Linked DNA regions of Homo sapiens: regions 1 and 3 are each linked to region 2. A link is a contact called in ENCODE Hi-C or POLR2A ChIA-PET data. All regions are on one chromosome and are shown on one strand. The core of a region is the stretch at or near the end of the contact, and the rest is flanking DNA. Distances in the headings are between cores, read along the strand shown. Region 1 overlaps DENND4A (DENN domain containing 4A). Region 2 overlaps DENND4A (DENN domain containing 4A). Region 3 holds the start of INTS14 (integrator complex subunit 14).

The links. Hi-C counts contacts between places; a loop is a spot of excess contacts on that map. ChIA-PET counts read pairs that join two places held with the same protein, here RNA polymerase II (POLR2A). Pooled maps may share reads with other maps.
Region 1: a loop to region 2 is called in a map of OCI-LY7, with 8 times the contacts of the local background. The contact joins two enhancer-like sites. A Hi-C loop is called at or near these places in 4 of 168 maps with a recorded cell type or tissue (B cell, CD8-positive, alpha-beta T cell, OCI-LY7 and 1 more) and 6 of 50 pooled maps. POLR2A ChIA-PET finds 5 or more read pairs at or near these places in 7 of 52 experiments (CD8-positive, alpha-beta memory T cell, IMR-90, OCI-LY7 and 4 more).
Region 3: a loop to region 2 is called in a pooled map, with 2.2 times the contacts of the local background. The contact joins the promoter of INTS14 here to the enhancer-like site in region 2. A Hi-C loop is called at or near these places in 1 of 168 maps with a recorded cell type or tissue (mammary epithelial cell) and 3 of 50 pooled maps. POLR2A ChIA-PET finds 5 or more read pairs at or near these places in 6 of 52 experiments (AG04450, Caco-2, GM12878 and 3 more).

Annotation. Positions count from the first base shown.
Region 1 is chr15:65,704,625-65,707,324 of GRCh38, reverse strand. It overlaps DENND4A (DENN domain containing 4A), which reads left to right. Exons shown (of 33, transcript NM_001320835.1): 15 at 1,101-1,234. Among named protein-coding and RNA genes, the nearest start is that of SNORD13E, 9.0 kb to the right of the region's middle. Within about 2 kb of position 1,329, at least 2 of the 41 ENCODE cell types and tissues checked have a DNase peak (open chromatin) inside an H3K27ac peak, as active enhancers do; they include B cell and OCI-LY7, where a contact is called at or near this core.
Region 2 is chr15:65,662,332-65,665,031 of GRCh38, reverse strand. It overlaps DENND4A (DENN domain containing 4A), which reads left to right. Exons shown (of 33, transcript NM_001320835.1): 31 at 310-472; 32 at 638-702. Among named protein-coding and RNA genes, the nearest start is that of SNORD13E, 33 kb to the left of the region's middle. Within about 2 kb of position 1,316, at least 2 of the 41 ENCODE cell types and tissues checked have a DNase peak (open chromatin) inside an H3K27ac peak, as active enhancers do; they include B cell and OCI-LY7, where a contact is called at or near this core.
Region 3 is chr15:65,609,806-65,612,505 of GRCh38, reverse strand. It overlaps INTS14 (integrator complex subunit 14), which reads left to right and starts at 1,375. Exons shown (of 12, transcript NM_001394796.1): 1 at 1,375-1,408. It also overlaps a transcript of SLC24A1 not described here. RefSeq lists an enhancer at 1,298-1,457.

The DNA of each region.
Region 1 (2,700 bases), core at 80-2,579, 42 kb before region 2:
AATAAAGTTCTGTGAAATGTGTTTTGTCATATGTATAACATCCTTTTTTATTAATATCAATATTATTCTTTTTAGTTTATGAGCTCTTGTGGGGCAGTTTAGGTTCTATGAAGTTTTCATTTTTTCTGGATATTACCTTGCTATCGAGTATCTAGTGGAAATAGTACTACCAAAGTGCTTTCGATATTGATGTGACTAGAGTTTAACTCAAATATACGTCTACATATGCTGAAAGAGCTTAGGGAAATTTGTTATATTTAGTATAAATTTTAAAAATATATAGAATTCACTATTCTTATCACACAGACACACATGTACGTGGATTTAAAAAATATTATTTCTTGATTACAGTCTCATGATTCAAATGCAAAACATTTGCATATAAAAAGGTATATTCAAATATAAAAAGGTATGTATTCATCTGGGTCCTATTCCATCCTTGTCTACCCTATTCCTTTCCTCTTCCTCATATAGGTACTTTTCTTAGTATCCTTCTAGTATTTCTTTATGTAAATATAAGCAAAAATGAAAGGCCGGGCGCTGTGGCTCACGCCTGTAATCCCAGCACTTTGGGAGGCCAAGGCGGGCAGATCACAAGGTCAAGAGATCGAGACCGTCCTGGCCAACATGGTGAAACCCCGTCTCTACTAAAAATACAAAAATTAGCTGGGCATGGTGGCACACGCCTGTAGTCCCAGCTACTTGGGAGGCTGAGGCAGGAGAATCACTTGAACCGGGAGGCAGAGGTTGCAGTGAGCTGAGATCGTGCCACTGCACTCCATCCTGGCGATAGAGCAAGACTGTCTCAAAAAAAAATATATATATATATGTGTGTGTGTGTGTGTGTGTGTGTGTGTGTGTGTGTGTGTGTGTGTGTTATTTTCCCCTTTTCTTATTCAAAAGGTAATATACTATTTACAGTTTGCACTTTGCTATTTTCACTTAATTATTTTGGCACTCATAGAGAACTTGCTCACTCTTCTTTTTTAATAGCTGTTTAGTATCCATTGTGCAGATGGTTTATTTAACCACTTCCCTTTATATGAACACTTGGCTAACCAATGTGGCTTTTTTAATATATGTTTTTAAAACTCCTTTAGGTGGATATGGACAAGAGCGGTGAAGTACGACTTATAGAACTGGATGAATCTTTCAAAAGTGAACACACTGTTTTTGTAACACCACCTGAGATCCCCCACCTACCCAATGGTGAAGAACCCCCTTTACAGTACAGGTATTCAAGAGGCAGAATGTTTGAGATTGAAAGAGAGAAGCAATCCATCATCTGTGACGTAGCTTTCTAAGGACTGTGGTATTTTCAAAAATCCAAACTTTACAGATCCCTAATTTTTAGGTGGTAAGCAAGCTTATCCCACATCCATTATTAAGCTTTGAGGTATAAAAAGAAAACATATATAATTTTGCATAATATAGACTTGGGAAGCTCTCTAATGATGTCTGCATAAGTATCTCTCCTTGTAAATGTTGATTACATTCAGTTAGACTCCCCACACCAAATGCAGCACTAGAATTTTGATTTTTTTTTCGTTAAAGCTGGTTTCCTCACTTTCAATTCCTCTTTTCATCTCATACACAGATTGATTAATATAGCCTTGGTTTACAAAAAGATTAAATCTAATTTAGAGCCAATCTTCGTGGCCTTGATTTGTACGATATAATTTTTTAAGTTACTAATTTTTTTCATGAGTTTTAAGTCATGGAAATTCAGAATTATTAGAATTGATCATTGTTAATTTAGGGAATTTGGTTAGACACTGTGCTAAGTATACAGACTTAAACGATATATTGTCCCTGCCTTCAAGTCTAGTGAAGAAGAGAGAAAAGTCCTGAGCACAGTAAAATAAGGGCTATGATAGAGGTGAATGCATTATTTAGTTCCCAATATGCATTTATTTTTACTTAAAATTGTAGTTTCTTTTAGAGTTTAAAAGATTTCTTAATTCTCCAATAATATTTTCTTACTTTGTTTAAAGATTCTAAAAACCATTTCACATCTATCACCCATTGAATCATGGTTTGTTATTTTCATTGAAAAAGGATTTTTCAATGACATCTTTGTTTATGACTTGGATTAAATTCTTCCTTTTACAGATGAAAAAGTGGTGTGATAGATGTTTATGAATGTTGATTAATCAGAGACCACTTGATTTCTACTCTTTTCATCCAGTGATGATGATGTTTGTATCACTTTTTAAATGTCTTCTGTCAAAGATATTTAAAATATTTCTCTTAATTTCTCTCTTCCTCTCTTTGTCTTTCTAAACAAGTTCTCATTTTTTAATCTCTTTTGTACTTTATGCTTATTTGTCTTTTGGTATGTGTCACTTCGAGTTTTGTGTTTCTGTGGTTTGGTTTTAACTTTTTAATTTAAATTTTATTTTTAGATTTAGTCCTTTAACTCTAAGAAAATTTGGCCAGACGCGGTGGCTTATGCCTGTAATCCCAGCACTTTGGGAGGCTGAGGTGGGCGGATCACTTGAGGTCAGGAGTTCGAGACCAACCTGGCCAACATGGTGAAAACCCTGTCTCTGCTAAAAATACAAAAATTAGCTAGGCATGGTTGCAGGTGCCTGTAATCCCAGCTGCTTGGGAGGCCGAGGCAGGACAATTTCTTGAACCGGGGAGGTGGAGGTTGCAGTGAGCCGAGATCGTGCCACTGCACTCCAGCCTGCGTGACAG
Region 2 (2,700 bases), core at 67-2,566:
CTTCTTTTTACTTATTTTTTATTTGTTTCCATCCCAGGCTGCTGATTTAGAATTTTCATCAGAGGCTGTATTAAGGGAAACAATATTCTTAGTTATTGTCTATTTAAGACCACAGAAAGCTTTAGACCTTTTTTTGTCATTATTTGTCTTATTTTTTGCTTTCTTCATTCTTGGATTCCTATTTCTTTATCTATTGCCCTTAATTTATTTTTAGTGCTTTGTAACTTAATATCTGTCAGTTGCTGCTTAATTTCTTTCTCCTTTCTACACAGAACATTTTCCTTCATCTGTTCTTTTGTTCGTTTACAGCCCAAAAATATCCAATGGTCCATTTATTGCAAAAAAGTGATAACTCATTTAACCAGGAACTGTTGAAAAGTATGGTAAAAAGCATTAAAATGAATGATGTCTATGGACCAATGAGTCAGATTTTAGAGACACTGAATAAGTGTCCACATTTTAAAAGACAGAGGTAAGTCCTTCTCTTAGACGAATATATTGTTCTCCTAGGCAGATTCATATTGTTTGCTTAGTAATTTGTTAGAATATCTCATGCTTATGATAGCATTAAATTTTTTATAGGGAACATATGGACTATATGGATACTAATATTTTCTCCATGACTTTTTCTCCCTAGGAGTTTATACAGAGAAATACTATTTCTCTCACTTGTGGCACTGGGAAGAGAAAACATTGATATAGGTAATTTAGCTTTATATCTAATATGTAATATTTATATATCATGGAATAGTTTTCAAAGTATTTTTATATTAGTAGTTATACTTTATTAGTAATATTAAATCTGTAATTATATAAAGGTAGATTAGTTGTTGCTAAGGACCAAGAGGTGGGGTGAATAGGGAGTGACTGCTAACTGGTATAAGGTTTCTTTTTGGTGAGATGAAAATGTTCTGGAATTAGGCAGTGGTGATAGTTGTACAATCTTGTGAATATACCAAAAAAACACTAAATTGTACACTTTAAGTTAGTGAATTGTATGGTATATGGATTATATTTCAATTTTTAAAAGTTAATCTGACAAGAAAAGGACTAGTCAGGAAAAATTATTTAATTGAAAGGAGCCGGGTGCGGTAGCTCATGTCTGTAATCCCAGCACTTTGGGAGGCCAAGGTGGGTGGATCGCTTGAGGCCAGGAGTTTGAGACCAGCCTGGGCAACATGGTGAAACCCCATTTCTACCAAAAAAAAAAAAAAGTTAGCCAGATGTGGTGGCACATGGCTGTAGTCCCAGCTACTTGGGAGGCTGAGGTGAAAGTATCATGTGAGCCTGGGCAGTCGAGGCTGCAGTGAGCCATGACGGTGCAGCTGCATGCCAGCTTGGGCTGTAGAGCAAGACCTTATCTGATAAAAAAAGAATCAACAGAAGGTGATTCTTTTCTAGAAGCTACTGTAATTACATCAGGGTAATGCTACCAGGGGCAGAGCTGGAAAAATCAATGGTACAGAATAGGGAGTCTAGAAATAAACATAAATATCTATGGGAATATAATATATAATAAAATCAGCCAGGTGCAGTGGTTCACGCCTGTAATCCCAACACTGTAGGAGGCCAAGGCGGGCAGATCATCTGAGGTCAGGAGTTCGAGGCAAGCCTGGCCAATATGGTGAAACCCCATCTCTACTAAAAATACAAAATTAGCCAGGCGTGGTGGCGCATGCCTGTAGTCCCAGCTACTCAGGCGCCTGAGGCAGGAGAATCACTTGAACCCAGGAGGCGGAGGCAGCAGTGAGCCGAGATTGTGCCACTGCACTCCAGCCTGCGCAACAAGAGTGAAACTCCGTCTAACCAAAAAAAAAAATAAAAAAAAAAAAATATATATATATATATATATATACACACACACACATATATATAAAAAATAAAATGTTAGGAAAGGTAGACTATTAAATGGCATTGGGATAGTCATTCTAGCCACTTGAGAAAGATGCCAGAACTTAACCAAAATCATGAATAGTGTTATTTGAGCTAGGCCTTTTAACTATGGTGAAACAGAGGATACCAAAAAGGATTATTCAGATCCTTGTTACCATCCCTTTATTCCCTACCTAATACAAGCCCAGACTGTAGTCAGATATTACTCTAGCCCTCTGCCAAAGGTGGGATTTCCTTGAATGTCTAAAAAATTCCGGACCTCCAAGCTAGAGAAGCTCACTTGCTCATGCACTTGACTCAACTCCAACAAGCCTTCATGGGTACCACTGTGGTACTGTTTCAGAGAGGAAAGATGTTCTTAGGTCCGTCACCTCCCCAAAGCAGAAAAATAGGATCTTAGTGACATTGTTATAATTCATACCCCATTTGGCTCTCTGAGGGGCAAATTTTTATCCAGTATGTGTTTAAAATAAGCAATAAGTTAGCATGATTTCTAGACTGAGAGAAACTTTTAGCAGAAGCTTGTAAACCTCTGTTGTCCCTTTTTGTCACATGTGGACTATCTTCTGGGGAAAAGGCACACAGACCTTGGTATAACGTCCTTAAAAATAAAAGTAACAGTCTGTTAGCTCCATCTGTTGCCATGTGGAAAAGGGAAAAAAAAATCATTACATGGTGATTTCAGATATTTGGATTATTTTCCCAGAGGTAGCCCATAATATAGGAAGTTAGGACACACAAACCAAAAAAAATTTCTGTTGAAGCAAAATTTAAATTTAAAAAATGAAACCATAAAAGGACTAGTGT
Region 3 (2,700 bases), core at 126-2,625, 53 kb after region 2:
CCAGTGCTGGCAGGGATATTCCCAGGGACAGGAAAAAACTACAAGCAACTGGCCCCACAATCTCCCACATAACAAGCTGTGAGAAGTCAGACAGATTTGTCTGTTCAGTTCAAAGCATCCTCCTTCCTCGTCCCATCTCCTAATCTCGCCCCATCCTATCAGCTAAAAGAAAAAGGCAAATGCCTGAGGCCTTCTAGAGGCCTTTCTGTACTCACTTTGTAACCTATGTGGTTCCACATTGTTCTTTGAACCGTAACTACCCAGGGGCCTGCTGGCATCCATCTAAGCCTATCTCTAGCTGGGATTCCCTGGCTCCCTACATGGTTAGAAAGAAAGTCACCTCTTGCCCTCTTAAGGACCTCACTGAGGCACAGACTACAATGGAGACACCAGGTGGCCAGAGTGGCAGGCAAGAGCCCATGTTGCCTTACAGGGAAATCTGAGCACGCATGCCTTGTCCAGGGTGAGAGGAACGAGGGCCCTCTGCTTCCCTCAAAGAGGGGATAGGGGAAATAAAGTGAGCATTTGGGCTGAGGAGACCAAGAGGCCAAGTCTTGAGGTAAATTGGGCTCAGGTCAGCTAAGAAGGATATACAAAGCATACCTCAGCCAGGAATTACAGTTTTGGGGTTTTTCCCCCCAAGATTCTCGTGCGTTAGCCTCCCAAGTAGCTGGGATTACAGGCACTCGTTACCATGCCCGGCTAATTTTTGTATTTTAGTAGAGAGCGGGGTTTCACCATGTTTCCCAGGCTGGTCTCAAACTCCTGACCTGAAGCGATCCGCCCACCTTGGCCTCCCAAAGTGCTGGGATTACAGGCCTGAACCACCACGCCCGGCCAGGATTTGTAGTTCAGGAATTGCAGTTTAAAAAGAACAGGAAGAGGATTCTGTCAACCGGTTCAGAGGATACGAGAGAGGGGGCTAAAGAGTGACGAGGAAAATAGCAGGAAGGGTTGGGCTCGTGCACCGACGGGGCCCAGGGGAGTGAGGGGACAAAAGTGTGAAGCGGACACAGAGTCACCGGGCCAGGTGAGGCCCATGGGTCAGTGGGGCAGAAGGGGAAGGAAAGAGCCCGAGAATGGGGAGAGATTCAGGGCAATGCAGAGAGACACGGCAGGAAACCCAGCCAAGGCTCGAGAGAAGTTGGGGATTTGTGGGAGGAGAGGGGTGGCCGCGGATTGGCCATCGCGAAGAGAGGCCGCGCCCCCTAGCGTCCCTCCGGGATGAGCCAGAACCCTGCCCGGGCGACCCTGAAGCTCTCCAAGGACCGCCCCGCCCAGCGCGGAGTGCAGGCGCCGGATTCCCTTCTGTCGCGCGGCCTTATAGTTCCGGCTGTGGCGCGCGGACGGAAAGTTTATGCCGACGGAAAGTTTATGCCGACGGACTGTGTCCGGCGATGGGCACGGGGTGAGTGGGGAGGCCGAGGGCCCGGGACTGCCTTTCGCTGCTTGTTGGGGTTACAGGTGAAGGGGTTATGGGTGAAGAACAACCCAGGGCCAGCGCTTGGCCTTCCCGCCACCGTGGCGGCCGCCCCGCGCTGTCTGTGAGGCGCCAGTTCCGGGGCGCTGCTCCCGGCCTCCCCTCGCTCTGAGGCTCGGGGTCCCCAGCTCCGCGTAAACTGCACGATTTCGCCCTCTGCTCAGCTCCCCTCTGCCCCCTCTTTCCAAGAGAGACTTCCAGATCCCACATTTTCTTGACTGATTTTTAAGGTAAAAATACATCTCCCAGATGTGATTTTCAGTCTGGACTTTTAGAGATGAAATTATATCTGAGAACTGGGGAGGGACTCCCGGAGGCTGACGGGAAAGCCAAAGAGCAGGTGAGGCACTAGAAATTCAGGTAGAATCCTGCTTTGAGAGCGAGACTGCTGAGAATCAGTTCTTTATGAATGAGCTAATTATCACCTTCAGGGAAGAATTACAAACGTCTAGCTGATGGACACTTGGTATTCAAGGCCAAATAGGTGGCTAGGGCCTATTTCTCAGACTGTTCCTGAGAAAGAAGAGCCCTAGTTGTTTGAACAGTACACGTGGGAAGGGGGTGGGGGTGGGAGACTTGGGGGCTCAGAATCCACCCAAGTGAGGAATACATAGTGTTGTGCTCACAAAATTGGTAGACTGTGGTGGGCAGGGATTCCCCCCCACCCAAGACGGAGTCTCGCTCTGTCGCCCAGGCTGAAGAGCAGTGGCGCGATCTCGGCTCACTGCAACCTCTGCCTCCTGGGTTCAAGCAATTCTCCTATTTCAGCCTCCCAAGTACTAGAACCACAGGCGCACGCCACCACATCTGGCTAATTTTTGTATTTTTAGTAGAGATGGGGTTTCACCATGTTGGTCAGACTGGTCTCGAACTCCTGACCTCGGGTGATCTGCCCGCCTCAGCCTCCCAAAGTGCTGGGATTAAAGGCGTGCCTGGCCTTTTTTTTTTTTAATCAGGCCTATACTGCTTGAGTGAACTATCCTTCAGGAACTTTCAGTTCCCTCCTTTACTCCAACCTGAGTACTAAATTGATCTCCCACGACTTTGTAACTGTTAATGAGGTGCATTTGGGAGTCGACACAAATGCATCACTTGGGAGAAAGAGCCAGCTCCAGAGGTGTCTTCAGAGAAGGCAAGACTGCCAGCTGTCATCACTGTCAACAGCAGATTTCACGGGCTGAAAGTGCTTTTTTGTATTTGATCTAAGTCTGTGTAAACTG